6 separate regions of the Homo sapiens genome follow, and all the other regions are linked to region 5. A link is a contact called in ENCODE Hi-C or POLR2A ChIA-PET data. All regions are on one chromosome and are shown on one strand. Each heading gives the region's core, a stretch centred on a gene start or an enhancer-like site at or near the end of the contact. The rest is flanking DNA. Distances are from core to core; before and after follow the strand shown.

Region 1 (4,366 bases), core at 472-2,971, 560 kb before region 5:
TTTTCTCTACATAGAAGATTGCAGGAAATGCCTCTCAGCTCCTACGTTTCTCCTACACAGATTCTCTAAAGCAGCTTCTGGGGTGTGGTCACTGCTTTTCTCTCCACTCCAATGGAGTGAGTGGGTAGGGAAATTTTTCCTCAGTATCATGGCTACAGCCAGGACAGCTTAGAAACCGTATTGCAGGTCCCAGGCACGGGGAAAGAAGCCAAACTGCAGAGGGCCAGGAAGCTCAGGGCCAGGTCTGGGCCCAGATTCTGGTGCAGTGTCCAATGACTTTATATTTATTTAAAGAGGAGAGCTGCTTGGTAACCAGGAGGCTGAAGCCTTCCTAAGCTGCAGAGCTCCCCGTCTGCCTGACTGCACAGGAATGATCTGGGTGTTACTCCCAGTGGCTGCGGCCCAGCTGTCACCGGAATGGGGATAGGGAAAGGGCTTCCTAATCCAGGGCTTCTGGCTACAGAGTTTAGAGCCAGGACCTTAAACTGCTAGGACTTTAAGTATCAGAAATTCTGAGAATCTTATTTTTCTCTTTCTGCACCCCAGCAGCCACCCGCATCAAAATGCCTCCCTTTCCTATTTGAAGGCAATACACATACGGTTGCAAAGGGAAGGTTCTGACTGCTGAGATGTAAATCCTAGCTCTTCCAATTGGTAGCTGCCTGACCTGGGCCAAGAGACTTAGCCTACATGAGCATTATGTAAGAGTGCCCATTTGTAAAATGGGAAAACATCTCATAAAATTATTGCAAAGATTAAGAAATGAAAAGGTAACACGAAATACTTAGCATAGTGCCTAGTACACAAGGCAAGTTCGATTAATTGTGCCAGAAAGAACCTTAATGTCTTGTTTATGAAATAGGATGAATGTAGCCTATTCCACTGGCGACCTGTGAGAAAGCTTTTGTTGCAGGAATGTAAGAAATTATTATTTTGCCGCTGCCGTTTCCTCCCCCATAATCTCCAAGAACATAAGAAATTAACTCTCCAAATCCCAGAATGACAGCTTTATGCCCCAAATTAGTCGACTTAATTTTTTTTCTGATTCGGATTTGGCCTTTTCCTCTCACCACCTCCTCAAACCCGGGGCCCCAAATCATCCGCGTCTTCTTGACCCCAGCCCCCACCGAATTAGGCTGACTTGGGACCCCAGCGCCAGCCTCCTCCTCGGGAAAGTGAGCAGGAAGAGACGCACTCGGGTGATCTCACCCTTTGGGACTGGGCGTTTTTCCGGCCGGGGCGCGCAGCATCCCCAGCCAGACTGCAGCGATACCCCCGCCCCGCCCTTCTCCGCAGTCCTGGAAGAGCTCCCAGGGCGGAGTGGTGCGATGCAGACGACTGTCCGCAGGGCGGGCGGTGGCGGGGCGCAAGCTGCGGGGAGGGAGGTGAGGCGGGAGCGTCTCTACCGCCAGGGCGTAGGCAGTGACCTCACTGCACCATCACCCCTCACCCCTTGCGCGCGCCCCATTTCCCCATCCTCCCGCGGCCCGCCCCTCGCTCACCTCTTCCCCCGCATTGTCGCTTCGGCTCCTTCCGGGATCGCTCGGCCCTTTCCGCCGGGCGGTCGGGCGGCGAGCCGGCGGGAGCACCGCCCCCTTTGCTCCGCCGGCGCGCTCCCCCACCCCTCGCGCAGCGCCGGGGCGCTTCCCCCGGCGCTCGCGCCCGCCCGCCGCGGGAGCGCGCGTAGCCGCTTATAAAAGAGGCGGGGCGCGCGCGTCGCCGCCACTACCCGCTGCGGAGTGAACGGTGTGGAGCGGAGGCCGCGGAGGCTCCTCGGTCCTTCAGCACCCCTCGGCCCGACGCACCCACGCCCCTCACCCCCCGAGAGCCGGTGAGAGGGGCAGCCGGGGAGCTCCGGGAGGGAGCGGGGCCCCGGGCAGCCGACCCCCGGGTGGGAGCTGGGCAGCTCTTCAGGCGGGGCGGGGCCGGCGCGCGGACAGGTGAGCCGGGCGGGCCGCGGGGCTGCCTCCATTCGGCTGAGTGGGGGAAGCCGCTGCCGCTGCTTTTGTGGCGCGTGGGCTGCGGAGGAGCAGCCGGGCCGAGGCTCGGCGCCGCCGCTGGAATGTCACTGACGGGGGGAGGGGGCGCGAGGCCGCCGGGTCCCTCCCAACCACCCCCAAGCCTGGCTGCGGCGCGGCCCTGCCCTGCCCCATCCGGCTGCGGCAGGTGGGTGGGGGCTCCCTCGTCGGGATCTTCGCCAGCCGCCTCCCTGCAGAACGCTCCCCGCACCGCCCCCGGTCCCTTCCCTCGGCCGGGAGCGACTTCTGCAGCTCGTTCTTCCGAATCGCACCAGCAATGCCGGCCAGCCGTAGAGGGAGGAAGAGCCCGGGGAGCCCGAGCATAGCGTAAACGGCTCTCTGACCTTAATTTCATCCTGCATGGCGAATCTCTGCCGTCTCTCTGAACGCAGAAGGGTCTGAGACTGGCCGTCTCCTTTTCTTTCCTTGTAATAAACATTTTTCTTTCTTCCTAGTTGTGATTTGCTTGTAAATAATAGGTAAATGCAGTGCTTGCATGGTATGTGGCTCAAATCAAATAACTTAATAGCTTAGCGTTCTTGTTTGTGTGTGTGTTTCCTGGGACTGGGTCTTTCGAGTCGAGATACAGTGTCAAAAATTCTACCATACCACTGTTGAATGATAGAACAGTCTTTTGTTTGAAAGCTGTCCCTGAGAATTTGATTAGACGCTTCCCCTAGAACATCGCTTTCAAAAGTCTCTGATGTACTAGAGTAAAATATATTTTAAATAAGCGCCTTGTTAAAAGTTGAATATGTTTTAAATGAAAAGCCTAAATAGCTCAGAAAGCTGGGTTGAGATGATGCTTGAACTGTTCCAACATCTAATCAGATCTCTTTTATATAATAGATCCTAAAATATTTAAGCCCTTTGTTCTGTCTTCATCATGTTATTTTAGAAAAACTTACCATCATGGCTGTTCGGGAAGAACAGGAGAGAGGCCATATGAAGTATTTTCATAATGTGTTGAGAAATTGCGTCGTCATAGCAATTGGCCTTAAGTAAAACAGAATGTATCAAAGATGGAAGGGTGGGGGTGTCTTGGAGCCAGGAAACAGAAAATCTTGGAAATAGCAGGAGGAACACTCAGCTATATGAAGCCATTGAGTCAAGGTTCCGACTCCTTAACTAGTCGTTTATTTTCCCTTTCATTGCAGCTAACTAATGTCTTAGATTTTGAAAGGTCAAATTGAATGTGCTGCGGAGGAAAAAAAAAGTGCTGCAGTAAAGGCCTCTGTGCAGGAAATTAACAATAAGCCTTTTTTAGTAACTGGGCCAATAATTACTCAAAGGGACCCTCAAAGTGTGTTAACTGTTATCCAGGGACCTTGATGGAGAGACTGGAAAGGAGGATTTTTGCTTCATCCTGGACAAGTGTGAAGCAGTTCTTATGGCAAACCATCAGCCTAGTAACTGATTCTCTGATATGCTTTGGTCTTGGCAGTGTGTTTTGTAGTCATCTAATAATTGGAGAAATCTGGTATGTCACAGGCTGCAGTGTAAGCCTGTCAAGCAATATGATGAAGAGGTGCACATGGGGAGAGCTGTTTTAAGTATGTCTTTTGGTTCCCTGGGTTAGAATTTTTTCTGCTTTTTCTTACCTGCCTTCATCCAAAGTTGGGGGTCAACTGCAGATCCTGAAAAGTGGATCTCAGGAATAGTCCCCCATGTCCTGTCACTGCTGAATCTACACTAAGAATGGACAAGTGTGTTCAAGGCTGGCCTGCCTTTGTAATCAGTCCTCCGTGGGCTATGCAGGGATCCCACTAGTTACGCACTCATCTGTTGCAGCATATCAGCTGCGGCTGTACTGTAGAAGAATGCAACGCCCTAGTGGCAAATGCTGACTCCAGGAATGCGGAGGAGGAGGAGGACTGCATAGCTCATCACTGGGGGCCACTTGACTGGAGCAGCTGTGCTGCAAACCATCACCTCTCTTCCACCTTTTTTGCATATTCCTCTTGTACCAATTTTGAACAGGAAATAGTATTTTGTAAAGTAAGTGTACTGGCAAACTAGGCCCAAGTCAGATCTTTGTGGCTTGAGTTCTACTTTGTGGCAATTTCATGAAGTCATGCTCTTTTATTGCTGAATGGAAGGGGATTTAGGAATCATCTTGTCCTGGGATCCTCAGGAGGAAGGCATGTTTAGTTTGAAAAAGTATATTCGGTATTATTACTTTAACAAGTGGGGAAATTGAGGCCCCAAGGAGAATGAGACTTGACCAGGGCAGCATATCTAGAAAGTAACTGCCAAGACCTGGGAACCTTGGTTCTCCTTCCACATTTTAAATCCCTTGTGGGATTTAGACGCTATACAGAATGTCAGAGAGAAGACACTGAAAAAAT
Region 2 (4,386 bases), core at 1,093-3,592, 770 kb before region 5:
CTCTCACCTGCCCACTTGCATATGACCTCAGTAGTTGATGTGGAAGTACTCATGATTATACTCACGAATCCTGGTGTGCATAAGGTCAGAGCCTCCAATTCACTCTCCCTTTCATTCATTCAAGAAATGTTGTGCCAGGCGCAGTGGCTCATGCCTGTAATCCCAACACTTTGGGAGGCTGAGGCGGGTGGATCACGAGGTCAGGAGATCGAGACCATCCTGGCTGACACGGTGAAACCCTGTCTCTACTAAAAAAAATACAAAAAAATTAGCTGGGCCTGGTGGCGGGCGCCTGTAGTCCCAGCTACTCGGGAGGCTGAGGCAGGAGAATGGCGTGAACCTGGGAGGCGGAGCTTGCAGTGAGCCGAGATCGCGCCACTGCACTCCAGCCTGGGCGACAGAGCAAGACTCCGTCTCGGAAAAAAAAAAAAAATACTCCCCACAAATCTCCACGCTGACCCTGTGAGGTATTATTAATTAGTATGTCCCATTTTTTATATGTAAGAACAAAATGAATCTTGACCTTTCAGCTGAGAAGGCGAACTCAATGCTCATGCCCATACCACTGCACATTCTGCCTCCTGATGGTGATACCCATGAAGGATGTGGTGCTGGAATTTACTCAAGTCCCCAAAAGGAGGCACCCTATATTCCAGAAGAAATAGGTCCAAATCCTTATCAGACCAAAATTTCATCTTTATTTTTATTATTATTAGTTTTCTGAGACAGGCTCTCACTGCTCTGTTGCTCAGGCTGGAGTGCAGTGGCCCAATCTCGGCTCACTGCAACCTTTGCCTCCCGGGTTCAGTGATTCTCTTGCCTCAGCTCCTGAGTAGCTAGGATTACAGACGTGCACCACCACGCTCGGCTAAGTTTTGTATTTTTAATAGAGACAGGGTTTCGCCCTGTTGGCCAGACTGGTCTCGAACTCCTGACGTCATGTGATCTGCCCACCTCAACCTCCCAAAGTGCTGGGATTACAGGCATGAGCCACTGTGCCCAGCTTATTTTTATTTTTTGAGACACGGTCTTACTTTGTTGCCCAGGGTGGAGTTTAGTGGTGCAATCACAGCTCACTGCAGCCCCAAGTTCCAGAGCTCAAGCAATCCTCCCACCTCATCTTCCTGAGTAGCTGGGAGTACAAGCAAGAGCTACCTGGCTAATTTTTTTTTTTTTCCTGTAGAGGCAGAGTCTCACTATGTTGCCCAGGCTGGTCTTGAACTCCTGGCTGAAGTGATCCTCCTGCCTCAGCCTCCAAAAGTGCTGGGATTACAAGCTTGAGCCACCACGCCAGTCCCAGAATCTTTTTTTTTTTTTTTTTTTTTTTTTTTTTTGAGATGGAGACTTGCTCTGTCGCCCAGGCTGGAGTGCAGTGGCGCAACCTCGGCTTACTGCGACTTCCGCCTCCCAGGTTCAAGCAATTCTCCTGCCTCAGCCTCCCAGGGATCTATTAATGTTTAAGGACAAGTGGCAACTGTGGATGCCCAACATGGTTACTTAACAAGAAACCAATTTTTCAGAGGCCAAGAGTCCCAACAGGGCCGAGAATCTGGCCACTCGCCTATGGCTCTGGAGGTGGCATGACAAATAAGGGTGGCATGACAAATATAGGTTAACTGATTTGTTGCAGGGACCAGAGATCATAGATGGTGAAGTTAACTAAGGGCCTCCAAATCCGTGTCCTTTGTGCCAACAGGTGTGCCAGGCTGCTCACAAGACACCATGGTACGAGAAAGGATTTCTCGTAGTCACCTAGACACCAGGTTTATGGCTGTGTCGCAGCAAAGTTGGGTGTGACTTATGATTTTCGTTCTGAACCTTATTTGTTAGATAGGTCCTGGAGTCCTTAAAACACGCAGGTGAAAGTCAGGGAGTAGGAGCCATCAAAATTCGACTCTGGTGGGACTCGAACCCACAACCTTTGAATGACCACACTAGGCTCAGCTAGAAGTCCAATGCGCTATCCATTGCGCCACAGAGCCGGCTGCGGAACCCGGCCGCCCCGCTCACCTCTGCCTGAAACCGCCCTCTTAGCGAGCTTCTAGGTGTGGTGCTGGGTGTTTGCTGAACTCGGCCGGGGCCCGAGAGCGTGCTCCGGGTTTTCGGCTGTGGTGTGGACTGGGGTGCTCTTCCTACATCCGGGCGCTGGGGACAGCAGGGGGCAAGGGCCGGGGTCGGCAGGGAGGAAGGGCCGGGGTGAAGCCCGCCTGTCTCCTCGCGGACTCGGGGGTCTCCTCGGCTGGGTGGGGCCGCGCGGCGTGGACTACAACTCCCAGCGTGCCGCGCGGCGGCGCCGCCCGAAGCCGTTGCGCGAGCAGGGCGGGCTGGGGCCGAGCGGCGTCAGGCGCGCTGGGGCTGCGCTGCGCCGCCGGCTCTGTGGCTTGCCGGCTTCGGGGAAGGTGCGGCAGGCGGTGCTGCGGCCTGGCACAGCAGGTTTGGGGTGCGGGAGGCGGGCGGGGTAGGAGCGCGGCGGGCGGGGCCGGGCGGCGGGCGGGGCTGGCGGGGCGGCCGGGCCATGCAGGGCGCAGAGCCGGCTAAACCCTGCTGAGACCCGGCTCCGTGCGTCCAGGGGCGGCTAATGCCCCTCACGCTGTCTACGCTGCTGCAACCGGGCCGCATCTGGACGGGGCGCCGCGCGGCGGAGCCGACGCCGGGTGAGCATAGACCGGGCTGGTGGGTTCCCGGGTGGGGACATGTGCCAGGCCGAGTCGGGCGAGGTGGCGGTGCGGACCCCAGGTGGGGGGCGCGCCCTGCGGCGCTATTTCCCCGACAGACGCACTGTTACCTTGCTGTCTAGGGGCGAGGGCGGCACGCGTGACCCGGGACAGGGGCCCGAGGGAACTAGTCACCCTCTTCTGGCCTCTTCTTGCCCCAGCCTTCCAGGACAGGTTCCTGCCCCTCTGCTATGGCGGGCTATGGGAGGCCAGAGATCTGAGGACCCTGGACCCTGGCGTTGGGGTTGAGGACTCTGGTTCAGTTCCCCCGCCCCCGGCTTTTGCTTTTCGCGAGGGGGAGGGGGAGATGGTCTCCCAGGGCTTCTTGTGGTCCAGACCATTCCCTTTTCCTGGCTTGGAGGCTCTCAGGCCATTTCACATTTGTGACCTTCATCTACTCCCAAGAACAGGAAAACTCGGAGAAAAACAGTCCCATCAGATGTCCCCTTGATCGAGTCCTCAAAGCTCCAGGAATAGAACCCAAGAGTCCTAGCTCAACCCAGCCCCTGAAGCACAGTCAAGTCATTCGCCTTCCCCTAAGCCCTAGACCCCAAAGATTCATCCGAGTGGCTGTGTGTGTCTGTGTGATGGGTGGTGGTGTCTTCAAGGTCCTCCTCGCCTCCCTCAATCAGCTTTGCCCCCTGGGCGGTCACCTTTCAAGCACTTCCAGGCTCTAACTCGTTTTCTGGGTCGCCCTCTATAGACCAACAGACGCACTGCGATACCTGAGTCTATGGGCAGGGACCAAGCAGGGCTCCTTTTCCAGGGAGCTGCCCCTTTGACTTGGCCTGGTCATCCACAGAACCTCCCTGGGTTCTGGGTGGGGAGTCGAGCCAGAGACTTTTTTTTTCTTTTTTTGAGACGGAGTCTCGCTCTGTCTCCCAGGCTGGAGTGCAGTGGCACAATCTCGGCTCAATGGAACCTCCGCCTCCCGGGTTCAAGCAATTCTTCTGCCTCAGCCTCCTGAGTAGCTGGGGTTACAGGTGTGTGCCACCATGCCTGGCTAATTTTTGTATTTTTAGTAGAGACAGGGTTTCACCATCTTGGTCAGGGTGGTCTCGAACTCCTGACGTCATGATCCGCCTGCCTCGGCCTCCCAAAGTGCTGGGATTACAGGTGTGAGCCACCACTGCCAGCGAGCCAGAGGCTCTTAAGTCAGTACCCACCCCCAGGCCATCCGGTTTTAGGGACCCTGGATGTCAGAAGAGTGAACTGTCATGTTTTGGCTAGAAAAGCCTCTTAGAACACGTCTCAGGACAACTCGGTGGTGGCCACTGCGCAGACCAGACTTCGCTCGTTCTCGCATGCCTCGCTCCGCTTTTCCTCCGCAACCATGTCTGACAAACCCGATATGGCTGAGATTGAGAAATTCGATAAGTCGAAACTGAAGAAGACAGAGATGCAAGAGAAAAATCCACTGCCTTCCAAAGAAACGATTGAACAGGAGAAGCAAGCAAGCGAATCGTAATGAGGCGTGCACCGCCAATATGCATTGTACATTCCACAAGTATTGCCTTCTTATTTTACTTCTTTTAGCTGTTTAACTTTGTAAGATGCAAAGAGGTTGGATCAAGTTTAAATGACTATGCTGCCCCTTTCACATCAAAGAACTACTGACAACGAAGGCTGCGCCTGCCTCTCCCATCTGTCTATCTGGCTGGCAGGGAAGGAA
Region 3 (4,913 bases), core at 353-2,852, 740 kb before region 5:
GCCTGGCTAATTTTTGTATTTTTAGTAGAGACAGGGTTTCACCATGTTGGCTAGACTGGTCTTGAACTCCTGACCTCGTGATCCGCCCATCGTGGCCTCTCGAAGTGCTAGGATTACAGGCATAAGCCACTGTGCCTGGCCAACTTCATTCCATTTCTGCCCTGGGCTTTTTTTTTTTTTTGAGACAGAGTCTTGCTCTGTCACCAGGCTGGAGTGCAGTGGCTCGATGTCAGCTCACTGCAACCTCCACCTCCCGGGTTCCAGCGATTCTTCTGCCTCAGCCTCCCGAGTAGCTGGGACTACAGGCGCACGCCACCACATCCAGCTAATTTTTGTATTTTTTTAGTAAAGACAGGGTTTTGCCATGTTGGCCAGGATGGTCTTGATCTCTTGACCTCGTGATCCGCCTGCCTCGGCCTCCCAAATTGCTGGGATGACAGGCGTGAGCCGCCGCGCCCGGCCTGCCCTGAGCCGCCGCGCCCGGCCTGCCCTGAGCTTTTGCAACAGGCTCCAGTGGTCTCCGTGTCTCTTTCCTTATTCCCCTCAAATCATTCTCCATATTGCAGCCAGAAATTATATTTTAAAACACAATTCTAAAATGTCACTGTCTCCCAAAACCCTTCAGTAGTCTCCCACTGCTCCTAGAGACTGAAATGTTTACCTGCTTACAAGGCAGGGGTTGGCCCCTGAGCACCTTTGCAGCTCCCTCTCTAGATGGATGAAAGTCAGGCTCCCTAACTTCCACCTTCCTCTCCATGTTCCAGCATGTTCTCACCCAGAGCCTCTGGGCCTTTTGTCCTCCTCACTGGAATGCTCCTAGAGGTTTCTCTCCCCTCACAGCCACCTAGTTTACTCAGGTTTTAGAGCCCAGCAAGTCCAGTCTACTCAGTTTTCTTTTTGAAGTTCCTATAACTTCAGTTCCTTTATTTAAGTTTGAGGTTGTACATGTCTTAGTATGCTTATTTGATTACAGTTAGTCTCCCCGCTAGACTGTGAGTGCCCTAAAGGCAGGAACCTTGCCCATCCCCTTTACCACTAGCACCGATCAAAATGCCTGGCACAGGGAGGCGCAATGAACAGCTGTTGAACGAGTGACTTCCAAATCGACAGCAAAGGGGGCGGCTGGATAGCGAGTCGCCCGCTCAGGAGAGATTCTGGGTCGGAAATAAAGATCTGGGAGTCATTTATAATTCCAACCAGACGAGTAGATGGGCTGGCCCAAGCGGTGTGTAGACTGAAGAGATTCTAACTCATGCAAGATAAGCAGCTACGTGGCTCACGGTCACGTCGCAAAAAACCTGGGGGCTCTCCTCCGCCTGCTTGTGGTCCCGTACAAGGCGCTTCCCACCCTGGGTCTCTGAGCCCAGTCGGTGAAAGACGGAAGGAGACCGATTCACAGCCCCAACAGCGCCGGTGATAGTCCCTCTGCCACCCCTTTCCCTCCGCTGCCCTCCCCTCCCCTCCCCTCCCCTCGATGACTTCCTCCAACAGCTGACGAAGCTGGATCCCTGGGCACCGCCTCTTCCGTCCGCGGCACCCGGAGACGCCCGGAAATTTGCGGGCGCGCCGGAAGTTGAGGGGAGTTTCCTGCGAGCTCGGCTTCCTCAACATGGCTGCGCCCTTGTCAGTGGAGGTGGAGTTCGGGTGAGTCACAGAGCTGGGGCGCCGTGGGGATGGATTGAAGTCGTCGGGCCCAGAATTCCTTTCCTTCTGCCGTGGGGCCTGACACGGCCGAATCACTGGGTGTCCCAGTGCCCGCTGTGAGCTACGCTACCCGCCTAGGAGAGTCTGAGAGGCCAGTCTCTCTTGGCAGTGAGGCCGTCTGTCCGGAAATAGAGGCGCACATTGGGAGGGAAATGCTCTCTGTGTACCACTCGGTGCCCTGTGCTCCGCCGGAGTCGGAGGTCGTGACTGTTAGCAGGCAGCCTCTCTCTCTTCTTTTCCATTCCTATCTCGGACCAATCCCATCTGTTTGGCATCTGAGCTCCTAGAACCTAGAAGGACCACCCTCCACCCGCTGATTTCATTCTTTGGGCAGCAGTTTCTTTTTACACTGTTATTAAGGTCTTGTTTCTCGTGGGATGTAGTGGCCAGGGCGGGACTTTTTTCTTTTTCTTTCCTAAGACTTGGGGATGGTAAACAGACCTGAGCCTCCTTCAGGACAGTCAGTAAACTTGCTGATTGCCTTCTGCAGAACTGGAGTCAGGTGGAGACACGGGGACAAATAAGAAATCACACTGAAGGGAACTAACAGGGACAGTATAGTATACACAAGATGAAAAATGCAGAGATTGGGACACACACCAGTTACTGAAGAAACACAGAGCAGGGAGGAAGTCTACCCAAGGCACTATTTGTGCTTCCTACAAACAGGTTTGTCATATGGTTTCAAAGCTGAGGGAAACTGCAGAGCTTAGAGAGAAGGCAAAGAAACAGGCCTTGAAAGATGGGTGGTGTACTTTACAGTATCACGTGGAAAAGAGGAAATAGGTAGGGATGTGTGTGTGTGTGTGTGGAATAGGTAGGTGTGTGTGTGTGCCTGTGTGTGTGTAGATAAGCCAAGGTCTATGTGACAGGAAAAGTCTGGGATGGGAATCTAAAACCTCTGCCCAGTGCCTTTCTTCTCATTGGATGCCTCCCATTTCTTTCATGTTTTCCCTTAATTGGGTAGTTCATTCACCAGCCATTTATTGAGTGCCTACCATGTGCCGGGCAGCAAGCCAGACACTGAGGATACAAAGATAAATAGAAGTCTGTCCGTGCCCTACAGCGTTCAGCATTTCTGCCCCTTAGAAGGGGGGTAAGTCTCATGACTAAGTGCATTTTAATTGATATTGTCTGGCTGCTTGGATCCAATTAGAACTGTATTGGTCTGGACTCCTCACTGTTTTGCCTCACTGACCCTTGGCCCAGCTACACTCCCCAAAGCCTGGGATTCTAGGAGGATCCCTGCTTCCTTGACAGGCCTCAGCAGAGCTGGAAAGAGAGAAGCCACAGACTGCTGTGTTAAGATTTATCTGGGCCAGGCATGGAGGCTCATGCCTGTAATCCTAGTACTTTGGGAGGCTTGGGCAGGAGGACTGCTTGAGCCCAAGAATTCGAGACCAGCCTTGGCAACATGGGGAGACTTCATCTCTACCAAAAAAAAAAAAAAGAAGATTTATCTGCAGACAACTTGCCTTTCATCCTCATGAGTCAGACATGGTCTTTGTTTATCAACAATGTCTCTGCTAGGTACTGTGCTAGCTCAGTGGGGAAGTCATGTGAGGAAGATGGGGCCATTGCTCTCCAGAGCTTACAAACCAGCACAATTGCCCTTTTTCTGACCCAATCATCTCTAACTTCAGTCTCCCTTACCTCCAAGAGCAATAATGACCCCTGGCAAGGCAGGACAACATTCCTCCACCCACCCACCCACCCACCCACCTTCTATCACCTCCTGTCACAGCACAGCGTTCCATGAAAATTGCAGCATTCTCAGGAATGCCCAACATGATGCTCAACCCAGGTTCCTTCTCTCTTTGTCCTTGTGTTGATGCACGTTTTTGCCCTGACCTTTCTTTCATTTCCTATGTATCTTAGCAGACATGATTCACCCTTATCCAGAACTGGAGCAAATTTGCAAAGGCTAACACGCCCTTCATTTTCTCTCTTTTGTCCCTTAGTGGCCCCACTCCCACTCCAGTTCTGGAAGGGTCTCCCTCCTGAGCAGATGTAGTCCTCTTGGCCCCACCAGCTCCTCCAGAGACCCTCTGGAAGGCCTCTAACACCTTCCTTCTTGTCAGTGACCACGTCTGCCACCCTTTGTCTTCCCCCTGAATTGTTCTCAGCAGAGCGTTTTCTCAGGTCACGCAGGATTCAAAGTATGTAATATAGTTGTGTTTTGTGTCCCTGTGGTCCATGTTGTAAAGGCCCAGATATGGAGTTCTCTCCGTCCCACCCCTCTTCCTCCTTCCCAAGTTGGGGAGGTATTGGCAAAAGGAGGGAATGTCATTGAGGTCAGAGAAGAACTGGGAGAAATGGGCATTTCCTTTCCTTTAGCAGATATTTGTTGAGTGTCTACCATGTGCCAGGCCCTGTTTTAGGCAGAGCTTGCAGCCCAGCAGGTGGAGAGGAAGTAAATAAACAAAATATATATATACGTGTATATGTATGTGTATATACAGAAGATTAAAAGATGAAGATACATCAGAAAAGGTGAAGGTGGTTTTGAGAATATCTATACCTGTCACTGGTATCTACAAACACATCCACCAAGAATTGGGGGGGTTGAAGGAAGATGGAGATATGTCAGTTGAGTTTGAATAGCAGATCTTATAAGACATAAGAGAGTCTGGCCTTGGTCTCTCCTGGGCTAGAACAGGCCCCTTGTCTGCCTCCCTGAATCACTCTTGAGGCTGGGCATGCACCTTCCCCCACTCCAGATGTGCTGACAGCAGAAATGCCAACCCCTCCCTTGAGGGCCAGTGAATTCAGCAGTGACAGGTCACTCTCTGAGCGAGACTGGTTCTCCCTTCATCCGCTTGTAAAGGGAAAAACAGCCTCGGCCTCTGAGCCTGGCACCACCAGGTTTGGCCAGTCTTGGTTGTTTGCCTAAGTCCCAGTGCCTTCAGTTCCCATCCCTCTTCTCTGACCCCCAACTCCTGAGCCCCTTGCCTGTCACCCTCCCCCACCCCAGCTGCTGCATGTGCCAACCCCCCACCCAGGAGAAAACGAGGCTCTTGGAAGGGAATAAATGGAGGCTCTGTGCAGGCTTGCAGCTGAAATGGCCCTGTGCGCGGCCACAGATGGGCCTCCTCTCCCCCTCCACATTTCTGCATCAACAAAGCGTGACCTTGTTTGGATGACAGTCGCCCCATGTTTTCCCCATGACAATGCTTGCCTTGCCTTTGCCTCCCAGCGGGCTGTCTCAG
Region 4 (4,452 bases), core at 585-3,084, 930 kb after region 5:
TTGTACATTTTCCCTCCATAATTCCATCCACCTGTCTGAACAAGTGAAAAAAAAATTGTGCCACAATTTCTACTGTCTTGACAAAGATTACTTCTGATTTGCTTCCCCACCCCAGATAAGCTAAAGAGAGCTAAAGGGAGTGGAAGGATTAGAAGAGGAAAGAAACTTCAATACGGTACTCAAAGTCATAGATTTTGCCTAAACTGGTGTGTGCAAATATTTTAAACTATTTTATTTTCAAAATGGATACTTGTAAACATCAGCGGAAATTTTGTCATGAATCCCTTTTAGGCAGAAGATGTTTATAAAATGAATTATCTTAATTTAAGGGAGCTATTGCCCTCAGGATTTTGGTAATAACAACCGTAGCTGCTTCTGTACCTAACAAATGGTTATGTAAAAACAATTAAAGCAAAAGAAAACAAAACAAAAAACAAGGGAGGATGTGCTCTGTTTCTGTAATTGCTCTAACCTTGTTTTATTTTGATATGAGATTTCTTGGCCTCATCTCAGATAGCAACACCACCCTACACTTTCTCCTCCACACCCTTTGCAAATAGAATTCCAAAAGGTAGTTCAGGCACTTTAGAGTTCATCCTGGGAAATGGCTCATCTTGAGGGCATTTCAGTGCAGTAACTGAGATTTCGTCTGCTCCTTCCCGGGCCGCCGCACTGCCCATCCCCTGCCCAGTGATTTCCCCAGGAATCCGGGGACGGCAGGAAAAGAGCTCCATCCACAGCCAGCCCCTCGCCTTTCCGGGGACGGCCCTCAGCCCTGAGGGCTGCCCGTTTACCGTGCGCATCCCCCGGCCAAGCATCCCCGCAAGGCGCCCCTCACCGCCAACTTTCCCCACTGGAAACTATTCTCCGAGCAACCGTTAAAGATCATTGACCCCGCGAACGCCTCTTCCTGAGGTAGATCACGTAAGATCTCTCCCTAACTCCCACTTTCCCCTCCAGACCAGACGTCGCAGTGCCCACATCCCACTCAGGATTGAGCTACCCCGAAAGAACAAGTGCGCCCGGAGCCGCCACGGGCCAGAAGTCCTCGCCTCCAGAGCGAAGACCGCACTCTCGCCCCAGCACCCCAAAACCCGACCCCCGGCGCTCGCCCCGGCCGCCCCGCTCCCGGGGAAGTGCCCGATCCGCCAGCGCCTCCGCGGAGCCAGGACAGAACTCGCGGCCGGGGCGCCCCGAGACCCAACGCAGCGCCGCGCAGCCGGGGCCTCCACGCCCCCACGCCCGGTCCCGGCCCTCCCCGGGCATCCGCGGCTCGCCCCGGGGGATTAGGGCTCGGCCCGACACACACGGCCCGCTCCGGGGCGCCGGGGACAGGGAGGCCCGCCCGCGCCGTTCCTCAGGCCGCCGGGGACCCGCACCAACTCCCCTCGCCTCCGAAGGACAAGCCGGCCCGCACCTCCTGCTCGGGCCAAGGCGGACGAGGGGCATTGGAACCCCGCCTCCTCCCCAGGCCGCGAGGACCCCGACCAGCGCGCCCTCGCCTCCGCCCAGCAGCGCGGCCCGCGCCCCCTCCCCAGGCCGCGGGGAAACGCAGCGCGCGCCCCGCATCTGCCCGCGGGCCCAGCCCCTCACTCACCCAGAGCTCGGTGCCCCAGCTCATGGTGCAGGGGACGCGAAGGGGCGCTCCGCGCGGCGGGCGCGGCTCTCTGGTCCCCCTCCCCGGCGATCCCTTTGCCCCCCGAGATCCCCGCGACGGCGGAAAGCCCGGAGTCCGCGCGGCCTCCTCCGGCTCGCAGCTCCTCGCCCGGGGTCTCCTCGGCGGCTCCTCCTCCCCGCCGCTCCACAGCAAAATGGCCCGAGGAAGCAGCAGCCGCGGCCGCCGCAGCGCCCGCCCGCCCTACACCCGGAGAGCGGGGGAGGGGCGGGAGGGGAGGGGCGGGGCCGGTCTGACAGCTCGCGCACGCGCGCCCGCCCCACCCCGGCCCGGCCCCCTCCCCCGGGCTCCCCCGGCCGGGTCCGCGTCGCCCTGGGGTCCGGAAGGACGCGGAGGGAGGTGTGAGGGACGGCGGGACCCGGATCCCTAGGACTCCCCCTGCCAATCTGGTAATGACTTCTTAGTGACCACTGTCTGCTCGCAGTACTAGCGCTTGCCTTGGAACGCGGCAGGCCCTGGGATCACCGATGCTCCGCCGCGGTCTGAGATCGCTCCCCTGCGCGTATCGCCGCTCTGGATTTAAGGACAATACTTTCCCCTGGCAGCCATGCGCGCCGAGCAGAGTCAGCCCGGGAGGCTCTTTTCCCACCGCCCGAGGGAAGCCCGAGAGTCCCGCAGGCTGGCGCGGTGGGAGTGGGGCGGTGGTAACTGCGCGCTGTGCGAATAGAGACGTCGAGGCAAGCGCGACGGCCTCGAGTGGCTAGGGAAAGAATCCAGGGGCGTGCACCCAGTGATTTCCAATCTCTGAAACCAGTGATTTCCAACTTGTTCAGCCAAGAAACTCTCAGGCGTGAAATCACGTTACCGCCTAGTGGGTAAAAGCAAAGGCGTGGGGTACACAGATAACTTGTTTGGTTCAAATCCAGCCTCCCGCACGTGCTGGCCGGGCGGAGGCGGACAATTGCTCCACCTCTGGAAGCGCAGAGCGCAGTCCACCAAATGGAGGCAAATAACGTGTCCATCTCACTGCCCGGCGGTGAGGATCAGGGGTGGGCCAAGGCCGAAGGTTGGTAAACCCAGCGCTCATTTTATCAGCAGACGGACTCCCTCTCTATATATCCAAAGGTCTGCACAAATGTTCCTGACAAGCTATGGAAAATGTTTGGAATTCCAACTCCTGAATCACTAGCCCTTTCCCCACAGCTTATCTTTCTCCCTCGGTTAATGCTACTACTGGATCCTTTTCTGAGAAACCGTGCGACTCCCAACATGGGCCCCCAGTTAAAAAATATTTTACGATGATGCATTTCTCCAATCCCACCCCACCATTTTCAACCTGCTTATCATTCTCCTCCATTAAAAGGTGGAGCTAACCCGGGTCTGGTGGCTCACGCCTGTAATCCCAGCACATCAGGAGGCCCAGGTGGGAGGATGGCTGGAGGCCAGGAATTTGAGACCAGCCTGGGCAACATCGCAAGACCCTGTCTCTACAAAAAGAAAAAAAAAAAAGTTAGCTGGGCATGGTGGCATGCACCTGTGGTCCCAGCTACTTGGGAGACTGAGACAGGAGGATCGCTTGAGCCTAGAAGGTTGAAGTTGCAGTGAGCCATGATGGTGCCATTGCCCTCCAGCTTGAGCAACAGAGCAAGACCCTGTCTCAAAAATATTAACAATAATGAATTAAAGCCGGGCATGGTGGCTCACGCCTGTAATCCCAACACTTTGGGAGGCAGAAGTGAGTGGATCATCTGAGGTCAGGAGTTTGAGAGCAGCCTGGCCAACATGGAGAAACCCCGTCTCTACTAAAAACACAAAAGTTAGCTGGGCGTGGTGACAGGGCGCCTGTAATCCCAGCTACTCAGGAGGCTGAGGCAAGAGAATCGCTTGAACCCGGGAGGCAGAAGTTGGAGTGAGCCAAGATTGTGCCACTGCACTCCAGCCTGGGTGACAGAGCGAGACTGTCTCAAAAAATAAAATAAAATGAATAATAATAATAAATTAAGAGGTGGAGCTACTAAACAAAAAACAAAACAAAAAAAAACCTCTTGCAGATAAACCTCCAACTCTACTTCCTTTGTTGGGCAGTTACAATAAATTTAAGTTGTCAAAACTGTTTTGGTCTGCCTTTTTTCAGTTACAACCCTCCCTTCCTGCCCACCCCCATTCTTGTGTCTGTATAAATATTTTGCTCTCAGTTACCAGGTCTGAATTCTCTTTCCTCCAGAGACTGCTAGATATATAACAATGAGAACGGCCAGCTACCTATCTCCTAAGGCAGATTAATAGCCAGAGTGAGTTGGAGGGGGAAATTCAAACAATGCTGCACAGTTTAGTCTGCTAAAATTTGGAAACGGTACATGCAATGCAGGTTTATCTAACAAGACATTGCCTCAGTAATCACCTTCCTGCCAGGGCTTGACTTTTTAGTCAAATACAATGATCTAATCTTGACCAAGTTATTGGAGACTTCTCAAAAACAGTGACCACTTGTGAAAATACTCTAATCAAGAAGTAAAACAACCTGCTGCTTTAAAGAGGAGAAAGAGGAAGAGGAAGGGACAGCAGAAGAAAAAAAGAGACCACATGAAGATGAAACTTTTTAAGACGAGTAAGCAGGAGATTGTTAGTTATAGGAAGGAACCCATTAAAAGCTGCCGCAGAACTCTATGGATGTGAGTTAATTATACAACACTGCAAATATCTTTAACTTCATTAAGCTTTGGCAGTAACTGGAAAATGCTTGAAAGTGTCAGAATCTTCAAAAAATAAAGGAGAGAGACACCAATGATCATGAAGCCATGAGATAAAATGAAATAAGCCAGCAGAAAAAAGGCTAA
Region 5 (4,836 bases), core at 216-2,715:
GCTGGAGGGGAGGGAGACCATGGGGCTGCCACCTGCCAGTTCTGAGGCCTTTCTAGCTTGATGCCTCCGCGTGTTTCTCTGGCCACACACAATTCCCCAGGGACCGTCTGATAAACCAAAGGAGTGTGACCAACTGGACAGGGTCGGAGGAGTGGCTCTGGCCTAAGCGTGCGACGGGTGTGTCAATCGGAGAATAACTGGGAGAGTGAGCTAGGGTCTGGATGCTCCTGGTCTCTCTCCCCTACCGGCCTGTCTCTGGGTCTAAGGGTGGGGGTGCTAACTGAAGCCGGGGTCCCCCTTGTCTTTCCTGGGTCGTTGGAACTGAATGCTCCAGGACGTGGGTTTAATCCCGCTTCTGACCTTGCGCCCCAATCTCCTGCTCTGCCAAACCTGGGACGCCCGCCTGACCCCACCCCATCAGCTGGAGGCCGGGTCGAACAGCGGCCGCAGGACGCGGTCTCCGTTCCCGGACGCAACCGCACGGCCCGCCCAGGCCGTCCAGGGCCCTCAGGCCCGGGATCCGCCGCACTCACCACGGTCCTGGCAGCGAAGGCTAACATCTTCGCTGCCCGTCCGCGGACACGCAGTCCGCTCCGCCCCACACACCGGGCAAAGTCCGCGCCGCCGCCGCCGCGGCTGGGGTCGGTGGGTCCTTGCTAGAGCCTTCGGGCCAAGGTCGCTGAGTTACAGCCGCCAGCCGGTAGAGGCAGCCCCGCGCCCACCCTCTGGGCCGAGCGGGCTGCGGGAAGGCACCCGGGGAGGAGGACTCGCGAGGCGGGGCCTGGGCCGGTAGCGGGCCCCGGGCGGGCAACGGTGCCCGGGAGGTTGGCTGTGGGGCGGGGACGGGGCATCGATGGGGCGGAGTCTCCTTGAGGAGGGACAGGAGGGGCGGGGACGGAGGGGCGGGGCGTCGCCCGGTAGCGGGTCGCAGTAGGCTGGCTGCGAGTCGGGGGCGGGACCACGGCGGGCGGGGACAGAGGGGCAGGGCCGAGGGCGAGTCATTGAGACCTGTGGAGGAGGAAGGAGGAGGTCACCGTCCAGCTGTCTCTCCCCTGTCCCCACATGTCTTCTAAGCTGTTGGAGGTAGTGGTGTGCACCTTTCCAACTCCGTCTGGTGTCCTTGAGCCTAACTCTTAGAGTGATAGGAAAACACAACCATGTTGACCGGGGAATGTCCTCTAATATTCCTTGGGTTAGGGTCAGTACCACCCACAAAGATGACAGGTGGTACTCCGGGACAGGAGACTGTCCCGGAAAAACATGGCTGAGCACAACCCAAACTTGACGCCCCGCACAATCGTGGCAGTCGCGGCGCCCGACGTTCGGGCGGCCGTGAGCGGTCCTAGCGCTTGGCGGCCGTTGGCGCGCATGCGCCCCGCGCGCCCCGCACTGACATGGCCGTCGCCCGGTTCCGCGCGTCCGCCGCGCGCCGGCCGTTAATAGGCTTGCTCCCTGAGCGCCCCGCACCGACATGGCGGCCGTCTTCGCTGTGGTGACTTTAACTCTCGGTTTTCGGTTATAGCCGGCCGGCGCTCACTTGTCTTCAGGAAGCTCGGAGCCTTTGGTGGAGCCGGGGAGAGGAAGGGTGGGTGCAAGAGTGAAAGGCGAGAGGGGACTGCAAGCATCCGGGTCGGCTCCTGGCCGGAGCAAGATGGCTGAGGGCGAGCGGCAGCCGCCGCCAGGTAAGGCCGGCGGGGCCAGGCCGGGCCGGGGTCGGGTAGGGTGGGGGCGGTGCCAGGTGTGGGAGGCTCAGGAGGGCGAGAGTCATGACACGGAGGAACTGGAGGGGCAAAAGCTGAGGGGCCCCGAGGAGGGACTGAGTTGAATGGCCTTAGGGGAGAGGTGGGTGGTGGGGCGCCGCTGGGGAGGGAACCAGGGGCTGCAAAGGGGTGGTGATTGGGGCGCAACTCTGGGTTTTGTGGGAGTCCAGGCTGCCCGAATGCTGGGTGGGCAGCGCCGTGGTCATAAGGGGGCCTTTTGCATCTCTGGGCAGCGCGTGCTTAAGTAAGCTGCTGACTCGGTGGGGAAGCTGCCAGGGAGGGGGGCGAAAGTGATTCCGGAGGCTGCCGTCTTTATTAGTCGCTGCTTAGGGGATGGGGTGGTGCTCCGTGGGCCTGCGCCCGCCTCGCCTCCAGTTTCGGCCTCCGCGTCCTGCTCACCCCTCATCCTCCTACTCTCTGGTTCCAGTGCCTGAGAATTTATTGAGGGAAACTGCCCGTGGTGTCTAAATCCCTAATTTTAAAAGGCTGGTTGTGCAAGGAGGTTAGTCTCTCCGGCATCTCCTTCGGTAACTCTTATTTACCTTGTAGCCTCTTTTTAGTTCATCTTAAATAACTGGGATGGAGGTGCTACGGAAGGATCTTAGAGACCCTTTTTGTGCAGAAGGAGAAGGCTGTTTGCCGACCTACCTTGAACTAAGAAGGACTGGCCATAGATAACTTTTACATTCCCGACAGAGGCAAATAGGTTGGCCGACCAAACACAGCTAATGTTTTGAAAGCATTTGATATTCTTGCTATCCTGTCTCCAATGTTGGGGTCCCTGGGAAGGTCTCAGGAGGGAGAAATGTTGAAAATCAGAAAAGGCATCCCCTCCATGCCCCACAAAAGAGGTGAACAAAGAGCTGGGTTCCGTTTCTTAGGACATTCAAAACCAGACATTTATTTTGTACAAAACCTCTGGGTGTGTGCCCTTAGAACAAGGATGTCCAGGCCAGGCGCGGTGGCTCATGCCCGTAATCCCAGCACTTTGGGAGGCCGAGGCGGGCTGATCACCTGAGGTCGGGAGTTCGAGACCAGCCTGACCAACATGGAGAAACTCCGTCTCTTCTAAAAATACAAAATTAGCCGGGCGTGGTGACACACGCCCGTAATCCCAACTACTAGGGAGGATGAGGCAGGAGAATCGCTTGAACCTGGGAAGCAGAGGTTGCGGTGAGCTGAGATCGCGGCATTGCACTCCAGCCTGGACAACAAGAGTGAAACTCCGTCACCCCCCAAAAAAAAAACCGGGGTGTCCACTCTTTTGGCTTCTCTAAGCCACATTGGAAGCAGAATTGTCTTGGGTCACACATAAAATACACTAACACTAACGATGGCTGATGAGCTAAAAAAAAAGTCGCAAAAAAAAAAATCTCATAATGGTTTTGTGTTTCTTTTTTTTGAGACAGTGTCTCACTCTGTCCCCCAGGCTGAAGTGCAGTGGCATGGTCTCGGCTGACTGCACCCTCTGCCTCCCGGGTTCAAGCGATTCTCCTGCCTCAGCCTCCTGAGTAGCTGGGACTACAGGTGCGCCACCATGCCTGGCTAATTTTTGTATTTTTAATAGGGACAGGGTTTCACCATATTGGCCAGGCTGGTCTCGAACTCCTGACCTCGTGATCCTCCTGCCTCGGCCTTCCAAAGTGCTGGGATTACAGGCATGAGCCACCGTGCCTGGCCTATGTTTTAAGAAAGTTTACAAATTTGTGTCCGGCTACATTCAAAGCTGTCCTGGGCTGTGGGTTGAACAAGCTAGCCTTAGAAGTTCTGGTGATGACTCCGGGCACAGTGGCTCACACCTGTAATCCCAGCACTTTGGGAGGCCGACACAGGCGGATCACTTGAGGTCAGGAGTTCGAGACCAGCCATGGCCAACATGGCAAAACCCCGTCTGTATTCAAAATACAAAAATTAGCTGGGTGTGGTGGCACACGTCTGTAATCGCAGCTACTCGGGAGGCTGAGGCAGGAGAATCACTTGAACCCAGGAGGCGGAGGTTGCAGTGAGCCGAGATTGCTCCACTGCACTCCAGCCACTGCACCCCAGCCTGGGCGAGAGAGCTAGACTCCATCTCAAAAAAGAAAAAGTTCTGGTAAGGACATCAGGAGATAGGAGATATAAGGCAACCACTGTTATCAGTGAGATGAATGTGTCCCTGAAGATGAGTGGGGGTGGGGAGTGGGAGGAGAGAGAACCTGTGCCCTGAAAGAGAGCTGTGCTCAGGGAGGTTATCCGTGGCTGGAAACAGCCAGGTCCCTGGTTGTGGTCCTTTTTTGAAATTTGAAACAGAACTTTTGGGAACAGCTGGAAAGAACTTCTTCTTTTTAGTTTTTTTTTGAGACAGAGTTTCACTTTGTCTCCCAGGCCAGGGTGCAGTGGTGCAATCTCAGCTCACTGCAACCTCCGCCTCCTGAGTTCATGCGATTCTCGTGCCTCAGCCTCCCGAGTTGCTGAGGCGCCCACCACTGTGCCGGGCTAATTTTTTGTATTTTTAGTAGAGATGGGATTTCGCCGTGTGGGCCAGGCTGGTCTCGAACTCCTGGCCTCAAGTAATTCACCCGCCTTGGCCACCCAGAGTGCTGGGATTACAGGCGTGAGCCACCGCGCCCGGCGAGAAGTTCTTAATGTAATGATGAAAACTTTGGATTTTGGAGTCATACATATCTGGCTCTGCCTGGCAAGTCACAGCTCTGTGAGCCTCAGTTACTTCTCTCTTTTTTAAAATTTCTTTTTTTTTCCCTGAGAAAAAGCCTCAGTTATTTCTTAAAATAACTATAGGCTACTATACTTTCTTCATAGAATTGTAGTATGTGTTTTATAAGATGTGTGCAAAGCATGGGACATAGTAGGCGATCAGTAAATGCTGATTGCCCTTATCTTTTTCAAAGTTTCAAAGTTGTACAGGTTGAACATGTAGACGAGTTTCAAATGGCCAATGATAATGCTATATATTATAGTCTTTGTTGGGGGGCTTAGGAAGGAACATTTCTAAAATTCTGAATGTTGATTTTATACTGTGAGGTTGTTGGGAATCCACTGTCCCTTGGAACCTATGTCTCTATAACCTGAGGCTGGA
Region 6 (4,529 bases), core at 1,115-3,614, 660 kb before region 5:
CAGGTTCATGCAATTCTCATGCCTCAGCCTCCTGAGTAGCTGGGATTACAGGCATGCACCACCACGCCCGGATAATTTTTGTATTTTTAGTAGAGATGAGGTTTCCACATGTCTGCCAGGCTGGTCTGGAACTCCTGACCTCAGGTGATCTGCCTGCCTCAACCTCTCAAAGTGCTGGTATTACAGGCTTGAGCCACTTTGCGCTTGGCCACTATTTTTTTTTTTTTTTTTTGAGATGGCGTCGCGCTCTGTCGCCCAGGCTGGAGTGCAGTGGTGCAATCTTGGCTCACTGTAACCTCTACCTCCTGGGTTTAAGTGATTCTCCTGCCTCAGCCTCCTGAGTAGCTGGGACTATAGTCGCCGGCTGCCACGCCCAGCTAATTTTTGTACTTTTAGTAGAGACGGGGTTTCACCACGTTGGCCAGGCTGGTCTCAAATTCTTGACCTCAAGTGATCAACCTGCCTCGGCCTCCCAAAGTGCTGGGATTACAGGTGTGAGCCACAGCGCCCAGCCTAGAGTGAAATACTGAAAACCCTCTCATGGTTTTCCAGGCTTCTGAGGGATGAAGTCCAACACCTTAGGCTGGCCTATCAGACGCTGCATAGTCTGGTCCTGCTGACTTTGGCAGGATTTCTCTCATCGCTGGCCCTGTAACACTTCAAGGGACTGCAGTGATGATGCTTCATAGAATATGCAGTATTCTCTTGTACCTGCATGTGGTACCTGTGTACCTACTGCAGTCTGTTTAGAATTCCCTTTGCTGCTTGTTTGGCGAACTTCCACTCACCTTTCATGGCTCAGTTCCAATACCATCACCTCTGGGAACCATCTCCTGCCTGCCCCAGGAGGACCGGGACCTCCTTTTCCTGTCCTCTTTTCCTTGAACCTGTATATACTTTTTTTTTTTTTTTTTTTTTTTTGAGACAAGAGTCTCACTCTGTCACCCAGGCTGAAGTGTAGTGGTGATTTTGGCTCACTGCAACCTCCGCCTTCCAGGTTCAAGGAATTCTCCCTGCCTCCTCCTCCCTAGTAGCTGGGATTACAGGCACACACCACCATGCCCGGTTAATTTTTGTATTTTTAGTAGAGACGGGGTTTCGCTATGTTGGGCAGTCTGGTCTTGAACTTCTGACCTTAGGTGATCCGCCTGCCTCAGCCTCCCAAAGTGCTGGGACTACAGGCGTGAGCCACCGCAGTCTTAAATGGTTAATGAGGATTAGGAAATCTATCAATTATTCAACAGAGAGACAATGAATGGATCAAGGGATTGGGGAGCTCCCTGACATTACAGAACAAATTCAGTATGCAGTATACTGTGAAAGCGAGGCGGAAAAGCAGGTTTTGTTTGCGAGTCTGACTTTAGGATTGCAGGTGAAACACTTGTGTGACCCTGGAGCTGTGTGGCTAAGGTGCTGCGGGGTCACTGGAGAAAGGTCAAGGGACTGTGGCCCAGTTGGCCCGGAGGTGGTTCAGGTCTCCCAGATTCCAGGGCGGCATTATGAGCCACGTGACAGACCTCCCCTGACTGGCTGACAGTGAAGCATAATTGAGAAGATGGCGGACCAGCAAGGACCTCATCAGAATAGGTCTGTACACAGAGCGGCATAGAGAGTGCAGGAGGGTAGTAGACCGGGCGCGGAGGCTCAAGCCTGTAATACAAGCACTTTGGAAGGCCGAGGCGGGTGGATCATGAGGTCAGGAGATGGAGACTATCCTGCCCAACACGGTGAAACCCCGTCTCTACTAAAAATACAAAAAAAAATTAGCCGGGCGTTGTGGCGGGCGCCAGTAGTCCCAGTTACTCGGGAGGCTCAGGCAGGAGAATGGCGTGAACCCGGGAGGCGGAGGTTGCGGTGAGCCGAGATCGCGCCACTGCACTCCAGCCTGGGCAACAGAGCAAGAATCTGTCTCAAAAAAAAAAAAAAAAAAAAAAAAAAAAAAAAAAAAAAAAGTGCAGGAAGGTAGTGAACAGAACAGCAAGGGGAATGCCGACCCTTTCTCCTGTTGGGGCCAAGACAGAGGCGATGTGGGCAGGGGAGAGGCCGGGGAATGCGCAGAAGCCGACTCCATCTCCGCATTAATAGTGGACTAGGGGCAGGGCTGGATTTTCGGAGGCAGTGTGCAGCTCCCAATAACTAGTTCCATGGGTCCTCTGTGAGCCTAGTTTCCTGGTGGGTACCGAGGGGAGGGCGTCGGAACCGTACGCTCCTTTGAGTGAGGGGAATCCGGGAGGATCCAAGGCAGGGGAAACAGGGCCGAGCGGGAAAGGCCTTGAATGGGGGGCGAGACCCGGCCAGGCCCGCTGGACGCGTAGCACGTCTCCTTGGTGACGGGACGCGTGGCCCGGAAGTGGGCGGCCCTTCTGGCGGGGCGGGGCATCTCTGTGACGCTAGGGGCTGGGCCTCGATGGCGAAACCCAAGCGGCTCCCGGGGGGGTTTGAACTGGCCAATGGGCGAGCTGCCGACCGGGTGTCGGAAAAGGAGGCGGAAGCGGGGAGGAGCCGCTGCCAGAGCCAGACTGCATCCGCCGCGGCGTCTCCATGGCACGACCCTGGCCTCCGACTTCAACGACTTCATAAGGCGGCGTTTCTGGGCGCAGCCGTGTCGCTCCTGGTGAGAGGCCGCCGGCAGGCGGGATCCAGCGCCCTCCGGGGCACCGCGGGCGAGACCGTCGCCTTCGCACCCCCGGCGCGGTCGACCCCGCGGGGCCGTCGGGTCCTGGGTTCCCCGCCGCGTTGCGCTCGTCCCCCTCCTGTCAGAACCTGGGCCCCCGCCCCGCCCACCGGCGCGGGGCCTCTCCTCCTCCCGCTAACGGGCGGTCGGCCGCCTCCTTCCTCTCTTGGCTACCACGGGGCTCTGCCCCTCCTCTGCCGCCCGCGGGCAGGGCTTCACCTTTCTCTCTATGGGCAGAAACCGGTACCCTCCTGCCTGCTGGTGGGTGGCCGTCCCTTCTCTCCGCCGACAGAGGCTCTCCCTCGCTCTGCTGCCCGTCGGCGGCATCGCCCCGACCGCCTCGTCCTCTCCTCGGGCCTCCACATGGCAGTCACTTGTACGCCCTCCGTAGGCAGCGCTGTCCCCCGGGCACCGTCTCCGGCTTGCCAGGGCCCTCGCCCGGCGGGGGGGGGTCCCGCCCGCCCCCTCCCAGCCCGGCGTCTATCCTGCTCAGAACTCTGTTCGGTTTTCCCTCGCGGCGGGGCGCCCGGGGCCCGTGCAACCTCCGCGCCTCCCTCCTTTAAACACTATTGGTCCTCTCGGGCATCTGTTCTTCCGTAACGCCCCTTCTCCTAGGAGACAGTTGTCCGGCCCCGCCCCAGCATCCCCGCGGCTCCCTGCGCGGTTCTGGCCCTCTGGGGCCCACTTGGGGCCGAGCGGTTCTCACCCGCCCTCTCCGCACGTCCGCCGGCGCCTCAGGTTTCCCCCGGTAGCCACCGGCAGTCCTCCGCGTGGGACCCGGGCGCGGTGGTCCTTTCCCTCGCGGTTCTGCCCCGTCCCCTCCCCTTCCTCCCCTCTGCCCCCAGGTCGCTCAGCCTCTACTATTTCCCCCTACTTTGGCAGGACAGTTGCTGTGCGACTTGGACAGTAGAGGAGCGCCTCCCAAGTTTTCATCCAACTGCCAACCCCAAAGCTTCCACCCTTCTCCCCTCAGAGAGGACGTTTGATGCCGGGCCCCTTGAGAGGCTCATTGACAAGCCTGCCCCTCTGGGTCCCCCTGAGCAGAGCCTGCTGACCCAATTGCCCACCTTTGCGGCTTTGATGCCTAGCCATGTCTGCCTCATCCTCAGGCGGCTCCCCCAGGTATTGCCGATGTGGGAGGCGCCTGCGCCGGAGGGCAGGGAAAGGTGGCCAGGGGTCCCCAGGGCAGGCTCGCCTGAGGCTTCCAGCTTCCTCATTGTGTTTGCTGAAAGTCTGGACCAAAACGTTTAAAAATCGTTTTTAAAGGGAAGGGGGAACGAAATGTATACACAATCCTAGCTCTACCTCCCTCGCTCCTTCCCTCCCCAGATGTCACAGCTTCCTGGAAGCAAACAGGGTCACTCTTGTTGTCTTTATATAATAGAGTACTAGGTTCAGAGCCTTTTTGAAGGGAGTCGAGGTGTAAATAAATAACACGTAGGAGGTGGATGTGGCAGTTAGCAAGATAATGGAATCCAGGTGGTTTGACAAGAAACCCACTGAGAGATTTCCCAAAGCTATTGGCTTTACGTGAACAATGTTCTAAATGATTAGGGAAAAAAGCCTGTCTTCTCAGTTTTGGTATTCCTTGGCTAAAGGATCAGTAGAGGTCTATATATATATATATATTTTTTTTTTTTCCCCTCTTTTTAAAATCACGATGTAATACATATACAGCAAAACGCATACCAAAGTGCTCAAGTATTTTTTTCCTTGCATTTTGATGTTGCATTATTTTCCCCAAGTGTTTGTAAAGAGGGCAAGATGATAATTTTGGACCTCCCTGTCTCTGCCCCACCCTCCCTGCCACCCCCTGGTCGCTCCAGCCTCTCTGATCTCCCCCCACTTTGGGGGG

What was found. Hi-C counts contacts between places; a loop is a spot of excess contacts on that map. ChIA-PET counts read pairs that join two places held with the same protein, here RNA polymerase II (POLR2A). Pooled maps may share reads with other maps.
Region 1: a loop to region 5 is called in a pooled map, with 26 times the contacts of the local background. The contact joins the promoter of SPTAN1 here to the promoter of PTPA in region 5. A Hi-C loop is called at or near these places in 2 of 168 maps with a recorded cell type or tissue (breast epithelium and naive thymus-derived CD4-positive, alpha-beta T cell) and 8 of 50 pooled maps. POLR2A ChIA-PET finds 5 or more read pairs at or near these places in 3 of 52 experiments (GM12878, PC-9 and activated CD4-positive, alpha-beta T cell).
Region 2: a pooled map shows a loop between it and region 5 (11-fold over the local background). The contact joins the promoter of SLC27A4 here to the promoter of PTPA in region 5. A Hi-C loop is called at or near these places in 6 of 50 pooled maps.
Region 3: a loop to region 5 is called in a map of PC-9, with 13 times the contacts of the local background. The contact joins the promoter of URM1 here to the promoter of PTPA in region 5. A Hi-C loop is called at or near these places in 1 of 168 maps with a recorded cell type or tissue (PC-9) and 6 of 50 pooled maps. POLR2A ChIA-PET finds 5 or more read pairs at or near these places in 1 of 52 experiments (B cell).
Region 4: a map of naive thymus-derived CD4-positive, alpha-beta T cell shows a loop between it and region 5 (5-fold over the local background). The contact joins the promoter of FNBP1 here to the promoter of PTPA in region 5. A Hi-C loop is called at or near these places in 3 of 168 maps with a recorded cell type or tissue (B cell, Right ventricle myocardium superior and naive thymus-derived CD4-positive, alpha-beta T cell), 2 of 37 single-sample maps with no recorded cell type and 9 of 50 pooled maps.
Region 6: a pooled map shows a loop between it and region 5 (23-fold over the local background). The contact joins the promoter of ODF2 here to the promoter of PTPA in region 5. A Hi-C loop is called at or near these places in 4 of 37 single-sample maps with no recorded cell type and 9 of 50 pooled maps. POLR2A ChIA-PET finds 5 or more read pairs at or near these places in 2 of 52 experiments (A673 and activated CD4-positive, alpha-beta T cell).

What each region holds. Positions count from the first base shown.
Region 1 is chr9:128,550,866-128,555,231 of GRCh38, forward strand. It overlaps SPTAN1 (spectrin alpha, non-erythrocytic 1), which reads left to right and starts at 1,722. Exons shown (of 57, transcript NM_001130438.3): 1 at 1,722-1,831. It overlaps LOC101929270 (a long non-coding RNA gene), which reads right to left and starts at 1,548. Exons shown (of 4, transcript NR_188457.1): 1 at 1,503-1,548. RefSeq lists silencers at 1,366-2,135, 3,685-3,979 and an enhancer at 4,171-4,366.
Region 2 is chr9:128,338,185-128,342,570 of GRCh38, forward strand. SLC27A4 (solute carrier family 27 member 4) reads left to right here and starts at 2,343. Exons shown (of 13, transcript NM_005094.4): 1 at 2,343-2,654. It overlaps TRR-TCT3-1 (tRNA-Arg (anticodon TCT) 3-1), which reads right to left and starts at 1,982; the gene lies at 1,892-1,982. It also overlaps the pseudogene TMSB4XP4. RefSeq lists silencers at 1,720-2,361, 1,990-2,399, 2,470-2,869 and an enhancer at 3,506-3,685.
Region 3 is chr9:128,369,772-128,374,684 of GRCh38, forward strand. It overlaps URM1 (ubiquitin related modifier 1), which reads left to right and starts at 1,603. Exons shown (of 5, transcript NM_030914.4): 1 at 1,603-1,644. The coding sequence starts at 1,610. RefSeq lists enhancers at 1-774, 775-1,638, 1,702-1,801.
Region 4 is chr9:130,041,355-130,045,806 of GRCh38, forward strand. It overlaps FNBP1 (formin binding protein 1), which reads right to left and starts at 1,835. Exons shown (of 17, transcript NM_015033.3): 1 at 1,598-1,835. The coding sequence starts at 1,621. RefSeq lists silencers at 1,198-1,357, 1,538-2,097.
Region 5 is chr9:129,109,950-129,114,785 of GRCh38, forward strand. PTPA (protein phosphatase 2 phosphatase activator) reads left to right here and starts at 1,466. Exons shown (of 10, transcript NM_178000.3): 1 at 1,466-1,682. The coding sequence starts at 1,652. It overlaps CRAT (carnitine O-acetyltransferase), which reads right to left and starts at 844. Exons shown (of 14, transcript NM_000755.5): 1 at 534-844. The coding sequence starts at 560. RefSeq lists silencers at 600-1,039, 1,730-1,779 and enhancers at 1,450-1,729, 1,662-2,202.
Region 6 is chr9:128,453,642-128,458,170 of GRCh38, forward strand. It overlaps ODF2 (outer dense fiber of sperm tails 2), which reads left to right and starts at 2,365. Exons shown (of 21, transcript NM_001351578.2): 1 at 2,365-2,614. The coding sequence starts at 2,451. RefSeq lists enhancers at 1,438-2,174, 2,048-2,137, 2,175-2,910, 2,268-2,317, 2,911-3,646 and 1 more and silencers at 2,538-2,847, 2,978-3,077, 3,108-3,257, 3,468-3,517.